Linked DNA regions of Mus musculus: regions 2, 3, 4 and 5 are each linked to region 1. A link is a loop called in an ENCODE intact Hi-C map of the cell type or tissue named here. Cell type or tissue: left cerebral cortex. All regions are shown on one strand. Each heading gives the region's core, and the rest is flanking DNA. Links, peaks and the distances in the headings are about the cores only.

What was found. A loop is a pair of places that touch in the nucleus more often than their neighbours do. Peaks named below come from ENCODE experiments on the same cell type or tissue, not always from the same donor. Only the 100,000 strongest peaks of a DNase experiment are listed, where the experiment ranks them.
Region 2: a loop joins it to region 1, with 2.7 times the contacts of the local background. A loop is called at or near these places in 14 of 42 quality-filtered maps.
Region 3: a loop joins it to region 1, with 5 times the contacts of the local background. A loop is called at or near these places in 10 of 42 quality-filtered maps.
Region 4: it touches region 1 in a loop (4-fold over the local background); 4 of 42 quality-filtered maps call a loop at or near these places.
Region 5: it touches region 1 in a loop (8-fold over the local background); 36 of 42 quality-filtered maps call a loop at or near these places.

Annotation. Positions count from the first base shown.
Region 1 is chr11:51,287,283-51,292,056 of GRCm38, reverse strand. Col23a1 (collagen, type XXIII, alpha 1) reads right to left here and starts at 2,137. Exons shown (of 29, transcript NM_153393.2): 1 at 1,670-2,137. The coding sequence starts at 1,930. In left cerebral cortex, for the core only: CTCF peaks have their summits at 1,763 and 2,435; DNase peaks (open chromatin) are centred at 1,713 and 2,412; H3K4me3 peaks cover 1,197 bases.
Region 2 is chr11:51,444,842-51,449,615 of GRCm38, reverse strand. The region is part of intron 2 of Col23a1 (collagen, type XXIII, alpha 1); the gene reads right to left. Among named protein-coding and RNA genes, the nearest start is that of Phykpl, 140 kb to the left of the region's middle. In left cerebral cortex, for the core only: a CTCF peak has its summit at 2,403 (motif pointing right); a DNase peak (open chromatin) is centred at 2,402.
Region 3 is chr11:51,679,741-51,684,514 of GRCm38, reverse strand. No RefSeq gene overlaps it. Among named protein-coding and RNA genes, the nearest start is that of 0610009B22Rik, 6.5 kb to the left of the region's middle. In left cerebral cortex, for the core only: a CTCF peak has its summit at 2,727 (motif pointing right); a DNase peak (open chromatin) is centred at 2,741.
Region 4 is chr11:51,580,362-51,585,135 of GRCm38, reverse strand. It overlaps Col23a1 (collagen, type XXIII, alpha 1), which reads right to left. Exons shown (of 29, transcript NM_153393.2): 29 at 1,211-4,774. It overlaps Phykpl (5-phosphohydroxy-L-lysine phospholyase), which reads right to left and starts at 355. Exons shown (of 13, transcript NM_028398.3): 1 at 257-355. The coding sequence starts at 315. In left cerebral cortex, for the core only: CTCF peaks have their summits at 601 (motif pointing right) and 2,211 (motif pointing right); a DNase peak (open chromatin) is centred at 2,202; H3K4me3 peaks cover 636 bases; H3K27ac peaks cover 631 bases.
Region 5 is chr11:51,537,475-51,542,248 of GRCm38, reverse strand. The region is part of intron 5 of Col23a1 (collagen, type XXIII, alpha 1); the gene reads right to left. Among named protein-coding and RNA genes, the nearest start is that of Phykpl, 45 kb to the left of the region's middle. In left cerebral cortex, for the core only: a CTCF peak has its summit at 2,413 (motif pointing right); DNase peaks (open chromatin) are centred at 2,430 and 2,748.

The DNA of each region.
Region 1 (4,774 bases), core at 521-4,520:
GGCAGTGGGTTGGGGTATTCACAGTTCAGCTGCTGACCTTTAGGGAGCTGACAAAGGATAGTGGGTGGCAATTTATAAAGTCATAAGTTGCTGGCAGGGCTTGGGGCAGAGTTCTCCCTTCTGCGGGCACTTTAAAGAAGGGAGAGGAAATCATTCAGAAAGCAGCGATTTTGCCCGGAACCAAGGAGGAGAGGTAATGTTGGCTTTATCTTAAAGTGACTTAGGAGCTGTGGGAAACAGGAAAGTTAGGTCTAGACTTCTTCCATTCCCTTTGAAATCCCAAATCCACTCCACCTTGGGTACACAGCTCAATATCTGATGTCAGGAGTCTAACCCAAGGACTTGCATAATCTAAGTCAGCCTTCTCCCTGAGCTGTGCCCCTAGCATTGCACAGCTCAGTAAAGTAGCAAAGACCATAGCAGGGCACAGCTTAGGGAACAGGTGGTAGATAGTACACCTGCCCCCTGCTTCCTCTCCCACAAGCAAGGTTCATTTTCTACTGTCCTTAGGATTGACTCCCCACCCCCACCCCCGCCTTTAGATCTGGGGCAACCACCTCCTCTAGGAGGAGGTGAACCATTCCTATAAGGGAGGCAGAGCTGAGAGAAACTGTAGTGTGCGGGTGTATGCCACAGTTCTACAGGCAAGAGGCTTGCTGTACCGAGGGTAGAGGTTCTGGCCAGGTATTGTCAGATGGAGTATCAGTAGACAGAAGATCAGAAGTCCAGGCATACAATGGCCATCTTCTTTTGTTTTTGTTGTTTGTTTTGATTTCTTGAGACAGGGTCTTCCTCTGGCTGTCCTGGACAGGATGACCTCAAACTCAGAGATCCTCATGCCTCTGCCTCCAAAGTGCTGGGATTAAAGGCGCTCATCAATATGCCCAATGGTTGGCATTTATTTATTTATTTATTTATTTATTTATTTATTTATTTATTTTCGTTCTGAAGCCCAGGCTGGACCTGCATCTCAACTATATAGTTTAAGCCAGCCCCCAACTTGTAGAGAGATTCACACAATTCAGCCTCCTAAATTCTGGAATTACAGATGCCACCAGGGCAGGCTCAAAACAGGAGTCTTAACCCTCGGAAAACAAACCTAAGACGCTTTGGGGGTGGCCTGTAGAGATCACCACCCAGCCAAACGCGCACAGAGGCAGCTAGCTCAGCTGTGTCCTAGTCTTCGATGCACAGTTTTAGTGGGCCAGCTAAGGAACACAGCACATCTAGGCCAGAGCCGCTCCCAACCTAACCTTCCCGGACACAGAGGAAGGGCTGGCCTGAGCCTTGAGGTGGTCCGGACTGTTTCAGGCAGACTAGCCGTGGGAACGCAAGAGCCTCATTAGTATCTCCAGCGCTGGAGAGCAGGCAGAGGCTGTGGGTCTGAGCACACACTTCAGTAGAGACTCCGCACTCAGGACTGTTGTTACCCCAAGGTCTTTCTTTACCATAGCCCCTTAGTGTTACCTAAACAGCCCTTTAAGTTGTTTTTCCTGCAGAAGCAAGTCCCGGCACAGAAGCTGGACAGCAGGACCCTTCCCCACCAGCGACCCCAGTGCAATCCACTAGGTGAGTCCTGCTCCTGAAGGTGACGATCAACGCCGCCCCCGCAGCCCTACACCCCCTCGTGAAGCGGGACATCCCCCGGCCGGCGATCGCGCGCCCTCACCTCCCGTAACAGGCGCTCCAGGTGCGTTTCGGCCCAGGCGGCCAGGGCTCCGGACGGCCCCGCATGCCGCAACAGCTCGCGCTCCTGCTCCAGCGCCGCCACTCGGCCATGCAGGGCGGCCGCCTGGGCTCCCAACAGGAGACAGGCGGCCGCAGAGCCCACCGACAGCAGCAGGCACAGCGCGCTCAGCGCCCGCGACCCGCAGCCCGCTCCGGGGTCCTGCGCGCCTCCTCCGCCCGCCGCGCGCTCGCCCGCGCCCATGGCGACCCGCCGGCTCTGCGTCGGCGCTGCGGCCCGGGGCGGCTCCAGGTCGGCGGCTGCGGGGCTCCGCGTCCGGGTGGCCGCGGATCGCGCACGCCCCCCTAGCCGCCCGCTCAGACTCAGCGGCCACTGCGGGCAGTTCCTTCTATGCAAATAGACCCCGCCAGAAAAGGCGCGGGGACCCACCCAGGGGAGGAGCGGCCGGACGGGGAGGGCGGGGGTGGTGGTGGGGGCCTGGCGCTCATCAGCTCCTCGCAGTCCGGGCCCTCGCCTAGCGGGTCCCGGAGCGCGAGCCTCTGTACCCCGCCGGTGCCACCCGAGGCACCCTATGCGGCCGGGCTCGGCTCTGTCGCAGGCCGCCTGAGGTTGAGGCACTCACTGTTCGAGCCTTGGGAGTGTTCCCCAAGCTTGTAGATTGACCTTTCTGACACTTGCAAAGCAAAACTTGGAACTCTGTGGGAAAGTTAGAGGTTCTTTCTAGACGGTAGCTGAGCGCCGCTTGGTGGCCAAAAGCGACCCCTGCGGGTGTGCGCAGGAAGACTTGGTAACCGAGAATCAAAGAGAAAGAGAAACAAAGGAAGGAAAGAGGAAAACTAGTGAGAGGAATGTGGAAGGAAAGAGAGAAATAAGGAGAATAAGAGACAAGGAAGGAGGCAAACTAGGCACCTCTTATAGTCAATGTTCACCATAGCAACTCAGGCATGGACACTAGACAAAAAAGCTCATACTTCTTTCCTGAACCAGAGGGAGCAGTTAGTTCAGGAAGCAGACAAAAAACAAATGGGAAAAGTGTCTAAAACTTGGTATACCTTGAATTCTGCAGGGACAGACTTAGCCCAAACCCAAATCTGGAATGCATCATACTGACTTGTCTTAACCACAGTTACATTAGGACACCAATCGGGCCCAAAGAGAAAGCCATCCACTTACAGGGATGGCCAGAGAGGCTGAAGTTGGAATCCAGGTTTTAGCTGCCAGGGCCCCCACAAGGCATATTTATACCTCAAAACTGGTCTCAAGTAACTGTCACATTAACTCCTGGGACACCCTTTCGAGAAGAGTCAGTCCTGAGTTTGGAGCCTGGTAAGGGGCACACGTGATGGAGTGGGTTTTAGATAATTTTCCACCTTCCCTTCTGACTCTCCTGTGGCTGTCTTCTTAATTTCTGTGGCTGCATTATCCATTCTGTATTCTTAAAGCCTGTTGAGACCCAGCAACACTCCTACTCCCCTAATTAAAAGGGAAATCACCCAGCTGGCAAGACCCTCTGAACTAAAACTTCCTGGGGTTGGAGGCTGTGGCCTCAGGTAAAGTGGAGTTTCTGGTAGTGGTTATAAAGTCTTGGCCCTGTGTGAAAACTGTGCCTGTGCCCAACAAATATTCTGAAAACCTCTTGCCAAGCAAACCTGACAGTCTACTGAAGTCTCTGAAAAGACGCCAACACCGTATTACAAGTTAGCACCCATTCTCACTACCCATTACCTACCAGTGTTAGTGTTAATGGGTACTGTTTCATTCTAGAAGCGTCTGTGTATTGAACAGGGCGATTGCTCCCTGGGTCTTTATTCTTGTCAGATACCTATGTGGATTAGCCTTCCTCCCAGACTGTGAAGAGCAAGCGCCTAATCCTGAAGTCAAGGTTTCCAGAGCCTGTCCCAGACTGCCCAATCTGAGGTGGCCTCGTTCTCAGTCCCCTTCATGATTAATCAGGAGATGGGGACATCTGTCCTAGTTACCTTTTAACTGTATCCTCTTGTTTCAGGCACCGCTGTCTTCTTACAGAACACTATCTGGCCTATAGCCGACGTTCAATAAACACTGGGTAAGTGAATCGAGATGAGAAATATGTTTACCATCTGCAGTTCTCAGTTGGAAAGGCAGGAAAGAAAACACTCAGTTACTTGTCAATTGGGGTCCTAGAAGGAAAGGCGGCATCCTCAGAACAGGTGATTGAAGCCAGCTTGATGGTAGACAGACTTCATGGTGGCAAGGAGGGAAACCAGCAGGAGGTAGGGGGTTGGGGGTGGCGAGCACCCTCTGGCTCACAGTAGTAGGAAGCCCTTATCCCTAGCTGAACTAGTGAGAGAAGCCTGCTGGGCAGCCTGTGGAAAGTCAGGTACTATAAGAAGTCTGCTCACCAGGAGCTGTGACCTTTGGTTGCTGAGATCCAGCCTCAGCAAACCACGGCTTGGTGGGGGAAGGGGTTGGGAGAAGAAATTCTCTCTCTTGCTGATGACCTCCACTGGCTGAACCTACAGGTCAGGAGCTCAGGAATCAAACTGTAGAAGGCAGCCCCACAAAAAGCAGACAGAGGGCAGATATGCACCCCACCTACCATGCATTCAGCTGAGCACCAACCTATCAGATATATATTCTTACCCCTCTATGCACTCCTCAGAGAACCAACAGGCCATCAGGATGACTTTGCACTCTCTCAGTACAGGAAAAGCCAGAGGTCTGTCCCTCACAGCAAAACTATTCCGGGTATGAGCTGTTTTTCCTATTTACAGGGCCTCAGGCACCTGTACAATGTTCACATAACAGGCAACCCACGGGTATAAAATCCCATACAACACACCCAACCAAGCAATGCACGTATTAGCCAAGGAAGTGAGGTGAGCTCATGATGGTGAACTCACTGGTTAGTCCTGTATCCTGTAGTAGTCTGAAGGAGCCAGCCTTGGAATACCAGAGCTGCCTTTGAAGACACTGGAGAAATGGTAACTCAGAAGGGTGCAGTGCCCTCTTTTGGGATATGGTACATGATTAAATCAGGGCACTTCTCTATGATGCCATGTCATAAAACATGTCAAAAAGCCTAGGAATAGAAGCCAGAATGACCCC
Region 2 (4,774 bases), core at 371-4,370, 160 kb before region 1:
CTCTGGCCTCTGCACACATGCACAACTATGTGTACCCCTCCCCCTCACATACCCACACCACTCACAATACAATAGGATAATCTGAACCAATTGTTTAAACACAGAAGTCTGCGGGGGACATTTCTTATTCTGACTACCCGGCTTTGCATGCGTTTCATGCAGAAATGGCTCATAGTATCCAGGGGTGTGTGTAGATTCTATGTAGATACTATGACATCTTATATTTGACATTATTGTTTGTGTGTTGGGTCTGCTGCTTCCTCCATCAGTACCAAGGACCAAAATTACATCATCAGGCTTGTATGGCAAGCACCTTTACCTGTTGAGCCATCTACTGGACTATGGTCACTTTAGAGAAGGGACCTAGATTTTGTTAAAAGTGGGGTGCTTAGGGCCAGTCCCCTCCACACACTCAGGGGCGACACCTACACTGCTTCCTTTTTTCCTCCCTGGAGACCTTTAGATGCATTGTTTGATTGTTGAAGCTGGCGCCTATCGATGGCACTACTCTTGCTGTTTGACAGTCGGCCGCACTTAGCCTGTGAGAAGCAATGGCCCTGCAGCCTGGTCTCCAGGACCTCTGTTACAGGGCAGGGGCTCACAGTGTAGGTATGTTACTTCCAGACAAAAGACCGAAGCATTAGGCCTGTTTGCCAGAGGAAAGGGTTGAAGCCTCCCATGTCTAAAGGCTCAGCCCCCAGTGGCCTGTGGGCTGTCTTGCAGATGCAAAGCTATTGTTTGAAGCCATGGCCCCGTGCCCCAACTGTGCTGACATCTGCAAGAGTTTTCTAAAGAAGACAATGGGAGGCTAAAACATAAAACAACAGAGGCTTCTGTAAGACCCCATGGGTCGGAGCTGAAGGCGCCTGCCAGCCTTCTTGGGCAACCCAGGCTGGGACAGATGCATGGGCCAGCACCATGCCTACAAACTGTAATGCCTGCAGTTTATGGTAAGAGCCAACAAGACAGGCTTCTGAGGGCTGGAGAGCCGCAAATAGGGTGTCCTGCAAGAGCAGGCAGCGCTTCACCACTGGCCATCTCTCCAGCCCCAGGCTCTTTCTGATTTACTATCTTGTACTTGAATTCATGTACATTCTTGTACATATTCGTGGGTTTCATGACGAAATTTTCATTCAAATAGATTATGTACTTTGACTTGAGTTTGGTTCCCTATGCCAGGTGGCTCACAACCAACAATAATAGCTTCAGTTCCAGGGGATCCAGTGCCCTCTTCTGTACTTTGGCTTTCTTGGGCACAAGCTCTACCCACACACAGACACACATATACACATAATTAAAAAATAACAAAAATCCATATTAAGACTTTTTTTTAATAAAAGATTTATTTATTTCATGTGCATGAGTGTTTTGCCGGCATGTATATATACATGTATCATGTATGTGGCTGGTGTCGGTGGAGGTCAGAAGAGGGCATCAGTTACCCTGTAATTGAGACTATGGATGGTTGTGAGCCATCATGTGTATGCTGGGAACGGAATCCGGGTCCTCTGCAAGAGCAGCAAGTATTCTGAGCCACTGGGCCAATTAAAAGAAAACTAAAAACAACAAAACCAACAACAACTAGTCAGGTTTGTGAAAGAAATTCCAGACACCTGCTCTTAAATTTGGTGGGGGTAGATCAGCAAAGATGGTGGGGCGCAGCTTGGGTATCCTGCATCCAGGGCTCCCTGTGTTGACCAGTCAGGGCTAGAGACATCACAGAGATTTCTCGAAGAACCTACCATGTGCCAGGCAGGGCCTGCCTCCCAGGCCGGCCAGCCCCATCAGGCACCATGCTCTTCACAAGAAGTGATGCTAAATTCATCTATGATTTGTTGAGATTCCCACAAACACACCTATGTGTTCTTCACTTAAACACACACACACACACACACGCACACGCACACGCACACACACACACACACACACACACACACACACACTGGCATTTACCTACAGAATACAAACAAAAGAGTTTAAATAGTTTTGATAATTCTGAGAAAGTCTAAGGAAAAGCAGGCGTGGTGGGCCACACCTGTAATGCCAGCACTTGGGAAGCTGAGACAGGAGGATTGAGTGTTACAGAGGAAGAGTTCTTTTAAAAAAGCCAAATGCATGAAGACCAGCCCAATCTGGACATTTAAACCGTGCTCAAGGGCTCCAGTTATCTCAGCCCCTCGACAGGAGGCTGGAGGAGGCTGCTTGGGCATTTTCCCCCTCTCCTGTTGCAAGAACAGCTGGAATTCCTGCCTGTGAAGACTGACTCTTGCCACCCATGGGGATTGCTTCTCATGCATAGTAAGATCTGAGGAAAGCACAGACAGCCGACTACACTCCCCTCTATAAACCCAGAAGTAGGCGTCCACAGGGAACTCAGAAACACAGGAGAGTCCATAGAGGCCACATGGGGGCAGTCATGAGGCACCCGGAGTGGTCCTGGAGGAGTCCTGGGGCAGGGACCTGGACCTCCAATTCTCTCCCATAAAGTACTAACAAGGGTGTCCGTGGGGACAGGAAAATCTGAGAATAAACAAGGTGGTGGTCTCCTCTGCCTGTCACTATGGCTGTGCTGGTCAGATTTTTTTTCTCAACTTGGTATAGACTAAGGTTATCAGGGAACTTCAATTGATAAAGTACCTACATAGGATTAGCCTATAGGCAAGTCTGTGGGCTGTGGGACTAATGATCAGAGATGTGGGAGGGCCCAGGCCACTGTAGGTGGTGCAATCCTTAGCAGTCCCCACCCCTTCATGGCCTCTGCTTCAGCTTCTGCCTCCAGTTTCCGGTCTTGAATTGCTGTTCTGACTTCTCTCTGCGATAGACCATGATGTGGAAGTGTAAGCCAAATAAACCTCTCCTCCCTGAGTTGCTTTTGGTCATGGTGTTTGTTACAGTAATAGGAAGGAGACTAGCCTGGTGGCATCTGGGGGTTACATGAGGCAAAGGAATTAAACAAGAGCCAGTCTCTCAACAATGTACAGGAAAGGCCAAAGAGTCCACCAGTGGTCACTCGCCACACCTTAAAAGAGAGACGGCGACTCCCAGAGACACACAAATGACAGGTCACAGCTATTTGAATGATGGGACCAATCTCCAAAAACAGCAATACCTGGAGAAAAAACAATGAGACACCATGACTTCTTACCAAGAAAGAGAGCATGGGGGCCAGGAGGGAGTGGCATACATTTTTTTTTGAGTATTTAAAAAACAAACAAACAAACCCTCACCAAAACCATTCATCTCCAAACCCACAATTCTATGTTCAGCGAAAGCGCCCTTGTGCAGTGAGAAACTGACATGTCCTCGGGTGGAGGAGACTGAAGGGGGTGGCCACAATCGGAAGCATACCCAAGCAAGCTCTATAAATGGAAGGACAGTGAGAAGCAGCACAGGTGGGGCCAGGATGCAGAGGCAGGGTTATCTCCATGAGTTTGGGGCCAGCCTAATCACATAGAGAGTTAGAAACTGGGGTTACATAGTAGTCTTACCTCAAAATCAAACCCAAATGCATGGGTTAAATAAGAAAGGTGCCATGACTCACACCTGTAATCGCCAGACTGGGGAAGTCTGAGGCAGAGGGATTGCTGTGAGTTCTAAGAAAGTCTGAACTTTTTTTTTTCTTTTTTTTTTCCATTTTTTATTAGGTATTTAGCTCATTTACATTTCCAATGCTATACCAAAAGTCCCCCATATCCACCCACCCCCACTCCCCTGCCCACCCACTCCCCCTTTTTGGCCCTGGTGTTCCCCTGTACTGGGGCATATAAAGTTTGCAAGTCCAATGGGCCTCTCTTTCCAGTGATGGCCGACTAGGCCATCTTTTGATATATATGCAGCTAGAGTCAAGAGCTCCGGGGTACTGGTTAGTTCATAATGTTGTTCCACCTATAGGGTTGCAGATCCCTTTAGCTCCTTGGCTACTTTCTCTAGCTCCTCCATTGGGAGCCCTATGATCCATCCATTAGCTGACTGTGAGCATCCACTTCTGTGTTTGCTAGGCCCCGCCATAGTCTCACAAGAGACAGCTACATCTGGGTCCTTTCAATAAAATCTTGCTAGTGTATGCAATGGTGTCAGCGTTTGGATGCTGATTATGGGGTGGATCCCTGGATATGGCAGTCTCTACATGGTCCATCCTTTCATCTCAGCTCCAAAAGTCTGAACTATTAATATGTTATTTGTTCTAGGTCAGCTAGGGTTAGAGTGAGACAGACCACTGTCTCAATGGAACCAAAATACAACAGGTCTCCCTTCTCTTAAGTCTAAAAGACTACTGCTTTATTATTGAAGCCAAAATCATAACGCTGGCCAATGCAGTTCTAAACATAAATGCAGGAAATATTGACGGCAATCACATGGTAAATTTCAGAATGTGAAGATACGTGAAAGACGTTAAGAGTTTTAGATTTCATTTGATCTGGTAGAGGCATTCTGGAAAACAGTTTAGTGTTAGAAACCCAAACAAATATGTACTTACCATATGACCCAGCAACCACCCCCTTGGGCATTTATCTCAGAGAAATGAAATTTTACACACACACACACACACACACACACACACACACACACACACACACCCCTGCAGAGAAGCTGTTATAGCCCCAAACTGAAAACAAGGGAAATATCCAACAGTGAGCGATTGACGAACAGTCTGTACTCCATACAGGCCATGAAGCACTGTGCGGAGGGAAAAGGGAATGTGCTATGGAGACACATGACAATATGGATGGATCTCGAAGGCATTGTGCCAAGTGTGAGCTGTTCTCAGAACACT
Region 3 (4,774 bases), core at 505-4,504, 390 kb before region 1:
TAGGAGCACTTGTTGCTTTATAAGAGGACCTGGTTTTGAGTCCCAACACCTGCATGATGGTTCATAACCATCTATAACTTCAGTTCCAGATCCGAGATCCTTTTCTGGACTCCTGGGCCACCAGACATATACATACATGCCAACAGATGCTCATGCATGTAAACATTGAGCATAATTTACTGGGCTTCGGCACATACCTTTAACAGCACTTATTTGGAAGGCAGAGGTAGGTAGATCTCTACAAGGTGAGTCCAGCCTGGTCTACAGAGCAAGCACTGGGACTCCCAAGGCTACACAAAAAAACCCTGTCTTGAGAAAATTTTAAAGGAAAAGAAATTTTTTGAAAAAGACTGGAGCCAGCATGATGGCACATGCCTTTAATCCCAGCACTCCGGAGGCAGAGCCAGGCAGATCTGTGAGGTCAAAGCCAGCCTGGTCTACAGAGTTCCACAATAGCCAGAGCAACAAAGAGAAACTGTCTGCAAAAAACAAAGTCTTGTACTTTGGTACAAGACTCAGCTCAGTGGTCGAATACTTGCCTACTATTCGTGCATGAGACCCCAGCTTCTGTCCCCTAATACTGCAAAAAAAGTTTTTTTCTAATGAAAAGCATCCTTTTTTACAGTATATACTGTTTTGGTGGTATAGTGTATTCTTTCTTGTGACAAGTGAAAACTATTGAACATTTTTTTGTTTTGTTTTGTTTTTCGAGACAGGGTTTCTCTGTATAGCCCTGGCTGTCCTGGAACTCACTTTGTAGACCAGGCTGGCCTCGAACTCAGAAATCCGCCTGCCTCTGCTTCTCTCCCAGAGGACCCACATTTTTCCTAGCACCTACAAGGAGGCTGGGATTAAAGGCGTGTGTCACCATGCCCGGCTTCTTGCTTTGTGTGTTTTGTTTTTTTTAAAGATTTATTTATTTATTTATTATATGTAAGTATACTGTAGCTGTCTTCAGACCCTCCAGAAGAGGGAGTCAGATCTCATTACGGATGGTTGTGAGCCACCATGTGGTTGCTGGGATTTGAACTTCGGACCTTCGGAAGAGCAGTCAGGTGCTCTTACCCACTGAGCCATCTCACCAGCCCTCTTGCTTTGTTTTTAAGAGAGTTTCTTATAGAATAGTTTTTTCATGATAGGTATCCAGCTTCTCACCCACTATTGAACATGTTTAAGAGGAAACCAGAGAAAGGATAAATACTTGACAATATGATTTGACAAACTAGGTCTAGAGCAGGCAGGGCAGTGCCTGGTAGTTCCAGCTTCTTGAGAGACAGGGTAGCAGAGATGTTTGAATTTAAGACTAGCCTGAAAAAAAAAAAAAAAAAAAAAAAAAAGACTAGCCTGGGCAACACAGTGAGACCTCAGCATCATTCAAAACATTTTAACTTCATTTCCTTTTCCATTATGGTCATTACTTTTTATGCATGTGGTGTTTTGTCTGCATGTATATCTATGTACCATGTGTATGCCTGGTCCCCACTGAGGCCAAAAGAGCATCAGATCCATGGGACTGGATCAAACAATTGTGAGCCTCCTTGTAGGTGCTAGGAAAAATGTGGGTCCTCTGGGAGAGAAGCTAGTGCTCTTAATTCTTAGCCATCTTCTAGCCCATGGATCCGTTCATGAATAACAGAGTATAAAATAAATTGCATAAAAATATCATCACACCTGGGTGGTGGTGATGCACGCCTTTGATTCCAGCACTCAGGAGGCAGAGACAGGTAGATCTCTGAGTTGACGGTCAGCCTAGTCTACAGAGAGTTCCAGGATAGCCAGGGCTACACAGAGAAACAGAGCTATGACAACCAAATGTTAACACATGTATATCCCCTTCCCAGAAACAAAGCTAAGATTTGGTGATGGAGAGCCTTCAAGCAAGAAAGAGACTGAGTAGATTCCATAGCCACTCTGCCTCCCTAGTCAAAAGGCCTGGACCACTCGGTCTGCATAAGTACACCACAAAAATTTATCAAGAAATAAAACACAAAGCACTCAGGAGGCAGAGGCAGGCAGATTTCTGAGTTCGAGGCCAGCCTGGTCTACAAAGTGAGTTCCAGGACAGCCAGGGCTATACAGAGAAACCCTGTCTCAAAAAACAAAAAAAAAAAAACAAAACAAAAAAACAAAAAGAAAGAAAGAAAGAAAGAAAGAAAGAAAGAAAGAAAGAAAGAAAGAAAGAAAGAAAGAAAGAAAGAAAACACAAAAAGCAGGCAGACCTGAGCACCCACTGTGGCCCTTCCTGACCCACGAGTCACCTGACCAGTCACTGAACTGACCTCTGCTCTTCAGGCACACTGTGGGGATCATATACCTGCCTTGCTAGATGACCACAGCAGTTACATGAGGTGTCCAGTTAACCTAACCGTCAGGGTGCCAGGTCCCCACACAGGCGCTCGCGGTCAGGTCGAGGCAGCTCCTTCCCATCTCTGACTGCATGCTCATCACATCCGAGACCTGTCTTGTTGTTACTTGCATGCAATGCAGTCAGGACTCTCGCTGGCTGAGACTCCTGTGGAACATGAAAGGGCAGGATTCTAGTGCTAACGATGTCTGCCTGGGCTCTGTGAACACAAATATTGCCTTCTAGAGAACTATGCATTATGGGACTCAAGGATACAACACAAAATACAGTCAAAAGCAAGAGGCAGAGGATGTGGACATCCCAGCTTTGCTGCTACAGAAACTGTACTTTGCAATCAACTTGCTGCTAAGTGTTTTCCTGCAGGGGGCGCTGTCCACTCATTGACCCACAACTGACTTGCTGGGAGCTGGGAAGTCTTCACAGCCAAATGCTGACAAGTTCTTTGCTGTGTCTACTTATTAAATTGTTGGCTTGGCCATAAGCAGTCTCAGACGGATTAAGCAAACAACACTGTTCTTTAAAATTATGAAAGTGCATGTCTCCTGCTGCACACCTATAATCACTCGAGAAATTTACCACCGCAGCACGTCTACCGCAAGGCTGAGAAGCTAAGCTGCTCTGGCTGTCCAGGTTCCCGCCAGCTTCAGAAAAGGTCCTGCTGGGTCCTGGGTCTTTCCTCTGCGGTAGAGAGCTTGCCTCAAAGGCGTAAAGGCCTGGGTTAGATTTCCCAGCACCAAAACGAAAGCAAAAGAAGTAATGGATTCGAATTTCTATTAACAACCTCCCCTTATCAGTGGGGACTGTGTTCTAACTCCTGCCCGCTGCCCCCTAGGAGATTCCTTTATTGTTTTCTCACTAATTTTGTGGGAGTATGTGTGTGTGCGTGCATGTTCATGTATGTGCAGAAGCTGGAGTGCTCCTTGGGCATCACCCACCTTTTGTTTTTGTTTTGTTTTTGTTTGTTTGTTTTGTTTTTCAAGACAGGGTTTCTCTGTGTAGCCCTGGCTGTCCTGGAACTCACTCTGTAGACCAGGCTGGCCTTGAACTCAGAAATCTGCCTGCCTCTGCCTCCCTCTGGGATTAAAGGCGTGCGCCACCACGCCCGGCATCACCCACCTTTTTTTAAATTATGCTGTGTTATACTGCCTACGAGTAAACACTTGGTAGAGTTGGCTCTCTTCTTCCACTATGTGAGTTCCTGGGATTAAACTCAGGTAGTCAGACTAGCAGCAGCCACTTTTACTCAACAAACCATCATGCTTTTGTCTTATAAAGGGTTCTTGTTTTATAACCCTGTTTCAACATCTCGGATTGGGGGGTTTCAGTCATGAACATACTTGGCTCCCCCAGCAGGTTCCTGAAACCACGGATAGTGCTTAATAGTACTAAGCGCCACATAGACTTGTTTCTCTCCTGTTCAGCTAGGATACTTCTAAGTTATAAACTAGACACACTAGTTAGGTTAACAGCAGGGCTAGGGAGTGCAGTGCAGTTGGTAGAGAGCCTGCCTAGCATTCATCCAAGTCGATCCAACAGACTAGGTGTGGTGGCACTAGTCTGTGTGTAATCCTAGCACTTGGGAAACAGAAGGATGGAGGGTCAAAATGGCCATCCTCAGCTACACAGAGAATGTAAGGACAGCCTGGTATACAGGAGACCCTATCTCAAAGTGGGGAGTATAAAGAAAGAAGAGAATGGGAGTGGAGTGTGGGGTGCTAATGGTAACTGATTAAAATAATAATAAGCAAAGATAACAATATGGCTTCTGTGCAGCTTTGAAGAAGAATCTCCAAAACAAGGTTGCTATGAGTTCTAACGGAAAGGTCTCTCGTTCCTGGCTGGAGTGGAGACTCAAGGCCTGGGCTCTACCCTGGCCCTGGGGTCAGAAGTGTAACAGACCTTCCCTATAGGAAAGAAGTGGATCAGATGGCCTCTAGGAATCCATGCTCCTGTGATTCTTGGAGTTAAGCCTGTGCAAGGGAGAGAGGAGCAGACACAGAGCCTGGAGGCAGGTGGCCCCTGGAGGCAGCTGCAGTGAAAGAACTGTCAAGACGCGGAAAGGAAGCGAGAGGGAGGCCCTGAACTCACCTCAGGCGGTTTTACATTTTTCTGTATTTCTGTGTTGATTTCTCTATTGAATTGGGCCTCTTGCAGGTTAGACAAGCACTTAGCCACCCAGAATGTTTTGTTTGTTTTCTGGGTGATCTTGGAACTTAACATTCTCCTACCTCATCCGGTCCTGGGATGACAGATATGTGCCCCACACCTGCCTGATGTGGTGTTGATCTTTCTTTCCTTGTTTGCTTTCTTCCCTTTGATTTCCTTCACTATTATTTGCAAGAGTAGTTTAAAAGACATTTTTTGGAGGTTTTGATTTATCTGTCTGAGGGTTCTGCCTGAATGCATGTC
Region 4 (4,774 bases), core at 568-4,567, 290 kb before region 1:
CTCCACGTGGCACCGAGGATACTCCTCACAGGCCAAGAGCAGACTTCCTGTAACCCTGCCCGTGACATGACTGCCCCCCAGGCCAGGCCCAGCTCCTTATGCAGGTGGCTGCCAGGGGCAAAGCTCGCTCCACGGGACAGGGGACGCCCCGGAGTCGCGGGGTGGTTCACGGCCGCTTCTAGTAGGCTGAGGGAGGCGGGGAAATCAGGGACTCGGGGTGGGCGCTATACGCGCTTTCGGAGCCCACACCCGGTACCTGAGCAGCCGACGTCTCAGGTCCAGAGTGACGGCCTTGGCGCGCGTGTCCGCGGCCATGGCGCCGAGCGGTCAGCCAGTACCCAGATGCTGCGCGCTTAGCTCCGCCTCCGCCCGCGACGTCAGCTCTGGGTGGGGCTTCAGTGCTGGTCCCGCCCCCAGGAGCTCCCTTCCCGGGCGTTTACGGAACTTGCAAGCGAGATAGCTTGCAGTTCACGTCATCACGGGCGGATACTCTCCGCTGATCCATGGTCGGACTTCGCCCTTCTCTCCTACGCCCGAGGTTTCCCTCCCAGGAATGTGTCCCCAGACCGCCAGGTGGAGCGGGACTCTAAACTGCGGCGGGGCACGCCCGAGCAGGTTGCTGTCTCTGCGCTGATAACGTGACACCCTGTGAGGGTAAATTACTGGCACCCTGGAAGGACAAAGGCCTTCCTGGCATGGCGCTGTAGAGTTCGGTGCCACTGCTGGGGCAGACCACGGAGATCTCTAGAAATTCTTGCTAGGATTAGACAGGATAAACTTGACATGTCGCTACAGGAAGAGAATTTTGCAGTGGGCAGATAGGAAGAGGTTTGGAAAACTTCTGAGTCCTACCTTATGTACTGTGCAGGAAACAGGCCCAGAAAAGAACGGCTTTGCTCCGAGGCACACAATAGGCCCGCTGCAGAGGCCGGACTAAAACAAGGTCTCCTGAACTCTTACCTAGCACACTGAGTGACAAGAGACCTCTGTGGTCCCGGAGGTGGGAGAGAAGGGATACTCCCTTATGGGTTGAGCGCTGGAGCTGACTGTCTTGATGAACCCTGGAACAAAGGCCTGAGAAGGCCCCTCAGCAGACTGGGGCAGTCTTGTTCACATGCCAGCCCGCTGCCCCATTCTCCAGTAGCTTATTTCTTTTCTTCCCTAGAAAACTGCAAAATGCTTACAGCACTTATTAAAGAACAGCTTTGTATTCTTGTGGTTTTTGTTTGTTTTTATTGTGGTAAAATATACATAAAAAAACAAGCAATTTTGAAGGGTACATACAATTCAGTGGCATTAGTACATTCTCAATGTTGCATCTTGTCACCAAAACCCAGTCACAGAGCCCTTCCATCTTCCCCAACTGAGCGGTATTTCATGTTTTTAACCATAAACCTACCTAAAAGTCCATCTTCCTGCTCAGAAAAGGCCTATCCTTCCTGTCCTTGGTCCCATCCTCTCTCCATTTTCTGGCATCTGTCCTTTCAAGGCAACCCTGGAGGCCAAGAAGGCACAGGCTGAAAGGAGGAAGGGACTGAACAAGACTTGGATGTAGTGGGGGGCATGGTGGTGCAAGCCTGTAATCCCAGCACTTGGGAAGCTGAGGCAGAGCTGCAACTTTGGGACCAGCCTAAGTTATGTATTGAGACCCTGTCTCAACCAACAAGCAATCATTCCCCTGCCCAACCCTTGAATCCAGAGCAGGGTTTCCTCAGCTGGCATTCACAGTGAGCAGCTTCACTACTGGGCGTGTCCAGTGTCCTGGATTTCAGGTGTATGCTAACCTCGACTGTCTTCTGAATGCCAGGAGTGTCCCCCAATCCTGTGACAACTCAAAGCTTTAAGGACAGGGAATCTAGTAAGGTCGCTTCTCTCAAGCCTCAGAGCCATCTGTCCATGGGGACAGTCATCTCGTTGGTTTCTTTAGCGGCATGGAACACAGGATAGTCAAGGACTCAATAAACAGATACCTCCCTTCCAGAATTATTTGACTTACAAATAATTACAAAGAGAACTGGCCTTCTTGGTAGGGAGAACCAAGGCCTCCTCTCAGTCCTTGAGCCTCATTGTTGAGGCAGGGCACTCCCCAGCGTCTCACTTGGGACCTTGAACAACTCATTCTCTCTGTCCTCACTTCAGGCTGGCACAGGACACTCCATGGCTCTGCATGTCCATTTGCAAGGATACAAGGTATGAGTCCACACGGGGGCAGTAATGGGCCAAGAATGGCCCAGGGCAGCCTGAGGTGAAAGGGAGAGTTTGGGGCGTCAGCCTCTAGAAAGCTCTGCGTGCTGTCCACCCATCGTCAGGGGTCTGCCTAGCAGATTCCATATGTTGCCAAACAACCCTGAAGAAAAATTAGGGGACCTCCGAGAGCACGGGTTCAGTCCCAAGCCTGTCACTCTCGCCTGTCTGTGTATCTCTAAGCAGATAACTATGCACTGTGAGCCTCAGATTTCCTATATGTAAAATGGACACAGTGACACCTACCCCTGCAGCCCTAACGATGTTGTTCTTAGGATGAAGGAGGAGTGCTTTGTTGACTGTAGGCTGTGGTGGGCTTGGGAGGCTATGTCACATCTCCAAAGCAGGCATTGTTACCAGTGAGCCACCTTAGTCATCTTGGTCCACTACATCTGTTTTCTTTTTCTTTTTCTTTTATCTGGTTTCCTAGTTGACCCAGTGTGGCAGAGAACATGGTCTGCTGCTTTTTGCCAGCTCCTCAGGGGGACAGAGGTAGGGACTTGACATCAGCTGTGTGTGGCTGGGCCTCTGCTTAGCAAGGAATGCATGTGTACAGTCTGGGGAGTGTGGCCCTCCTTGGATCTCTGCCCTTGGAGGAAGGGGACAGAGACACTGTCATTGACGCTCCTGTCTTTTCTACACACAGGGAAAGAGCTTGGTTTTGTCATCTATGAAAATGGGCACATTTGTTGGGCATCTTTCTTCAGTTTGCTGTAAGGACAAGTTAGGGGGAGACATGGGCCCACTCTGCAGGACCGTGATTACTATTTGGTCTTGGAGCAGATAGAGCGAGGACAGCCAGCCACAGGTACAGTGAGGTGTCTGATCTGTCCTAGGCTCTCTGTGTATATTCCACAGAGCTGAATCTTACTGAACCACACCTGAATTTTGAGCATTACTGTCTCATGCTACAGATGAGTGGTGTTATTTAAGATGCCGTAACAAGGGCTAAGATTGTAGCTTTTTTGGTTAAGTGCTTATGTTAACAGGCATAAAGCCTTAGGTTTGAATCCCAGCACTGTAGAAGTCAGGCACAGTGGTGCACAACTGTAACTGGAGCAGATAGAGCAAGGAGTAGAGGGCCAGAACTTTAAGGTCATCCTGAACTACATAGTGAGTTCAGTGCTAGCCTGGGCTACAAGAGAGCTAATTTTATTTTATTTTGTTTTTGAGGGCTACAACGAAATGTACTCTCCCATATTTTCTCATTTAAACATGACGTTGATACTTTCCTCATTGAGAGGTGGGTCTGTCTTCTAATTCAAGTGGGGTAAATTTCTGGCTCTGGCAGGAAGTGGCAGCATGTGACTCTGAAGGCTTGGTCATATGAGGTGACACAGCTTTCTAGGAATCCTGCTGCCATGCTGTGAGGAAGTCCAGGCCATGCAGAAAAGTCACAGGTTGGTAGGTGTCATTGTCATTGGATCCTAGCTGACAGACAGATGAGGGGGAATCCACTTGAGGCCTATTCAGGCAAGCCCCTGAGCCCTTAGAACTGAGAGAATGGACATTTTGAGGCAACAAATTTGGGGTGTCTTTGCTGAGCATAACAAAAGGGGATACAGAGGACTCAGTGACAGGATGTGGCCAGTCCCAGGATTCTGCTGGCATGTGTGGGTTCAGATCTTGAGCCTGTATCTTCTTATCTCCTACCCTGAATATATCCCCTGATTTAGAGGAAGGTTCTGACCCCCAAGGAGAGCCCCTTTGCTTCTTCAGCTAGTAACCATCGGAATAAAACTCACCCAGAGGTGACCAGGGAAGTCTGTAAGCGACAGGCACACCAGACACACATTTGTGGTTTATTACTCATGGCGCCTTTACATGAGGAGGGCTGTGAAGCCATGAATGGAGCAGGAGCTAGGAACCTTCATTAGAAGTGTTCAAGCCCCAATCCCCCCCAGAGAGGGCAGGGGTTTCTGTCACAGGTGTTTTGCTCAGGCTTGCTGGGGGATCAGCCTTCAGGTTCATGGTGTCCGTACCATTTACTAAGGAGGCCTGTTTTTGTCAGGCTGACCAGAGGTCTAGGTGGGAGACTTGAGACACAAGTTCTGAACAAGAGGCCTGTCTCCTCCAGGCTGACAAAGTCCTTTCCAGTTCCTGCTCTGGGAGAGGCGGTAAGGAGACTGGAAGTAGTAAGTAGTAGGTATGGGTCTCTTCATCTTACCATTAGGGTTCACTGGGCTGTCGGAAGCTGGCTTTACACTGAGGTATCCACAGAGCCTGCTGTTTCCCAAGGTCCGAGAATACAAGCTCCCGTGTCAGGGTGGCTTCTGGAAGCGTGCTGAACTTGGGTGGAGCAAGGCCCTCTTCGGGTTCTTCCCATTGCCTTCTCCCCAAGTGCTGGACTCTAGGAATCTTTGCTGGCCCTGTTGAACATAGGGCCCCAGTGCAGCTGCCTACGGCACAGTCCCGAAGCAAGAGGCTACAGCAGTTGTCCAAGGGGGTGCTATTGGACAGTGAGAAGCTGGGGCAGTGGGGTTTCAGGAAACAGTTGTTGCAAGTCTCTGCTAATCAGGTGATTATGAGC
Region 5 (4,774 bases), core at 510-4,509, 250 kb before region 1:
GAGCACTGGACATAGTACACAGGCTGGGGCATCCTTTCAGCCCCAAACAGCCTGCTGTGTGACTTGGACTCTACTGTGGATCCAGGGACCAGTGACAGAGATAGCTCACAGTTGACGGAGGCTCTGTGTGTGTTCTGTGCCTCCTGGTTCACGAGCAGAGCCCCTTGACCATATCCAGGCCAAGCCCCTGCTTTGTCTGTGGTCTGATGGAGGTACCTGTTTCTGTTCTCCCTGTCTACTCACGCAGGATCTCCTAGGCTGCTCTCCCTCCTTCTTTTGTGTGCAGGACTGATTCACAGGAGGCAGTGCACCACCGGCCTCCCTCCCTCCCACCCCAGCTCTCCTACCCCGAGCTGCAGCACGGATCTTTCTTGATTTCTGTAGACAACATAGGCATAAAAAGTAACACCACCAGCAACAAGGTTGCAAACTGTATGGCTCTAAAGTACACAGCAAAGTTGGATTCTCAGCTTTTCTTGGATCTGCTGTGAGGATTGCCCTGCATGGGCTGACGTGCAGGACTTCATTCAGACTCACGCAGTCCACCTAGCCCACGCCCCAGCTCGTACGCTTTCCTGTTGGCAGGTTTCTAGTTCTTATATTTATTTATATATTCTAAATACTATTATATAAAACTATAATTCTTATGTATACTAATTACATAATTAATATCAAAATATATAAAGGAATTAAATTCTAACTTAAAATAAAATATAAATTAACAATATTAATCATCTACAAATATAATTGTTATATTCTTATGGTACATAATTTTTACATTATGATATTTTTCTTTATTAGGTGGTACATGTGAGCTCACATTTCAGGAGCTGAACGGTCTCTCTGGTCTGTACTCCTGAGCACAACTCGCCTCCCTCCCAGACCAGCCTCCTCTATCGATCGTGTCCATCCCTGATTTTCTGAACAGACAGACAAGGAATGGGATGACAGGCTGGCTACGCCCCTGCCCTTAGACCTCAAGAACAAGCTGTCCATTTCTTCTTGGATGCTTGTGTCCTTTGGGATAGGGAAGTGGAATGGGCAGGATGGCTCTCCTGGGACTCAGACATCAGAGGAAGGGCACAGTTGACTCCTTAGTGAGGCTGGCTGCCTCAACCGAGTGCTCCTTATCAGCCTGACTCTGTCTGGGGGTGGGGACTTCTGAACCTCACTTTTGTCAGCACCCACCTGGCTTATGCTTGGTTTTTGGCTTTTCTTTTTCTTTGAGACAGGGTCTCACTGATCACTCTGTAGATCAGGCCGGCTTCAAACTCAGTGATCTGCCTGTTTACTGCTGAGATGAAAGGTGTTTGCTCGTCGCTGTTCTGTGTTGAGGAAGGGTTTCACATAGCTTAGGTGAGTACCATAATGCCTGTTTTTTGTTTGTTTGCTTGTGTTCTTTTGAGACAGGGTTCTCTGTGTAGCCCTAGCAGTCCTGGAACTTGCTCTGTAGACCAGGCTGGCCTTGAACTCAGAGATCTGTCTCCCAAGTATTGGAATTAAAGGCGCACACCACCACAGCCTGGCTTTCATGACTGTTTTTTTTTTTTTTTTTTTTTTAATGTGGCGTAGGAATTATTCCCATAGGGCTGGCAAGATGGCTCAGCGGGTAAGAGCACTGACTGCTCTTCCGAAGGTCCTGAGTTCAAATCCCAGCAACCACATGGTGGCTCACAACTACCTGTAATGAAACCTGACGCCTTCATCTGGTGCATCTGAAGACAGCTACAGTGTACTTATGTATAATAATAAATAAATCTTTGGGCTAGAGCAAGCAGGGACTAAGTCAGCCGGGCCAACGAGAATGAGCGGGGTTGACCAGAGGGAACAGAGGTCCTAAAAATTCAATTCCCAACAACCACATGAAGGCTCACAACCATCTGTACAGTTGCACTGTACTCACATTCATTAAATAAATACGTAAATCTTTACAAAAAAAAAAAAAGGGGGAGGATCCCCATAGAACCCAAGGCCTTATTTATATTAGGCACACAGACTACAAAGTCAGCTATATTCCCAGCCCCCTACTTCAGTTTTTGTTCTTATATCACACCTCCCTTTCCTGAGGCTGCAGCCCTGTCCCCGCCTGATGTGGGTTTGCAGGTAGGTAGGTGCTCACAGCTACTAAACCCTCTTGACACTGACCACAGCCTAATGTGAAGCTGGAGCTTAGGTGACTTGTGGATCTTTCTCTGGATCAGTCGTAGGCTTCTAGGATGGATTTCTTGCTACTATCTGTAAAATGCCAAACTGCCCGGAGCTGAGAATAAACGTTTGTTGAACAATGTTTACACATGACAGTGATTCCATGAACGAAAGGTCCAATTTCCCACCAGCCCCGGTGTCTGAACGCCGGTGAGCACTAGGGGGCGCCCTTGATTTGTTATCTGCTAGTGAAAGCCAACTCCTGCCCTGGTGTCACAGCGCTAGAGGCTCTGTACTTAGTATGCTCACCCAGGCAAAGCTTGCTAGCCTCAAGGGCTCCCCCTGCTGGACTGAATGATCATTAAGCGACAGGAACTGTCATTCACTGAACCCGGTATGAGTGCCCAGTCCTGGAGCTCCCAGGAACCATCCACTTGGATCTCCTAATTGCTACCAGGGATGCAAAGAACATAATATCTATGAGGAGTGAGATATGCCTGAGATCGCACAGTCTATGGGGACCCCAAACTCATTCTTTCTCAAGTCATGGGAGGCGGCAGGAACAGCTTCCTACTCACATACTGTCTTCTCCCCAGTCTTTTTATGACTTGGCCCAGTTCTGTGAACAGGCTCCTCCACGCAGTAGGCTGTGTGTGGTGAAATGAAGAGAGGTGCCAGGCAGCAGCCAGTCTGCAGGTACCACTCCATGGCTGGTTGCTGGCAACCAGTAAGCAGCCGGCCCATTCTCCTCTGCTGGCCTCTTGTGGTACTGTTTCCTCTTCCAGAGTGACCTGTGGGCAGGAGGCCCCTGTACCAGGAAGGTGCAGAAACAGGAGAGGGTGTGCGGCCCTGGAACCTGAGCAGCGGACCCAAAGCGCAGGCCCCATGACTGCCTGTGGTCATCTCTCTTTCCTTGGCTGCCTCACACGTGACATGATGGGAAACTGAGGAATGGAGAGCCTCACCCCGACCATGGCAGGACTGAAGAAGTACCTGTTTTGTTCTGCCTGGGGGAAGGCTGGGAAGGAAGCCCGTATGGAGGACCTCTTCTGCAAGCCCAGCTGGCTCTGTCTTTGAGGTTCCAATCTGGGGACTATTATGGGGGACTCAGGAAGTGGGTGTTCACCCCTCCTCCCTCTGCCCAGCATCTTGGGGGCTGGGAGCTGCCCCGCAGGGGTCAGATGGGAGTGAGCCAGGGGATGTTAGAATTTAAGAAAGCATATGAATTTGGGGGGTATTACAGATGAATCATTTAACTAATTACATTTTTACAATCAAAGCTGTTTTTGAACTGGAAGAGTGTAAGGAAGCGTCTGAGTGTGTGGTGGTCATGGCTTTTTTTTTTTTTTTTTTTTTTTTTTGTTCGCCTGATTAATTCCAAACAGTCCAATTGAGTTATTCACTTGGAAATTGGTCCCAGGCTGGAGCCCTGTCTCAAAGACCACATTTCAGCCCCCAGCTTACTCTGTCCTTTGGGACCTCAGCTGTCGATGCCTGACTGATGTTGGAGGCTTTGCAGGTCCTGCCTCCCTGGGTACTGTGAGTTTAACCAGACGGGGCCTGTGGGTGGTGCTCGGTCCTGGGAGATGCCTGCGTGAGGGTTTCTGATTCCAGTGGGACCTGCCTCATGCCCCATGAAGATCTGATTCCTCATTAAAATTTTTTATTGTGTTTATTTATTGTGTGTTGTGCGGGTTGAGAGTGTCGTGGTAATTACTTGAAGGTCAGAGGACAACTCCCAGGCGTCGGTTTTCTCTTTCCACCATGGGGGTCTTGGAGAGTGAACTTAGTGGTCTGGCTTCGCAGCAAGCACCTTTGCCTGCTGAGCCATATAGCAGGCCCCAGATCCTAACAGAAGGTTTTTGCTCAGGCTGAGCCTCATGTCCTGGCAACTCTTCTATCTCAGTTTTCAATTCTATCTTTGTCAATAAACTACTGTAGACTTCTCCTGGTGAGATTCCTCCTTCCTTCTGCCTCTGCCTCAAAAGCAGGAGACCTTTAAAACATGTGGTGGGAGGAAAACATTATTTAAAATGCTGGTCATCAGAAGTATTTCCGGAGGCTGGAGGTAGAGCACAGTGGAAGACTGCCTAGTGTGCAATTAAAATCTATTTTCAATTTCTAGTACTGCCAAACACACACACACACACACACATGCACACACACACACACACAGAGACACAGACACCCACACCACACAGACACACACACCACAGACACAGATATACACACACATACACACACACACAGACACACACACCACACACTCACACAGACACAGACACACACACACACACACAGAGACACAGACACCTACACCACACACAGACACAGACACCCACACCACACACACAGACACACACACACCACACACTCAAACAGACACAGACACACACACACACCTACACACACACACAGACACCTACACCACACACAGACACAGACACCCACACCACACACACAGACACACACACACCACACACTCAAACAGACACCGACACACACACACCTACACACACACACAGACACCTACACCACACACAGACACAGACACCCACACCACACACACAGACACACACAGACACAGAGACACACACACCACACACACAGACACAGAGACACACACACC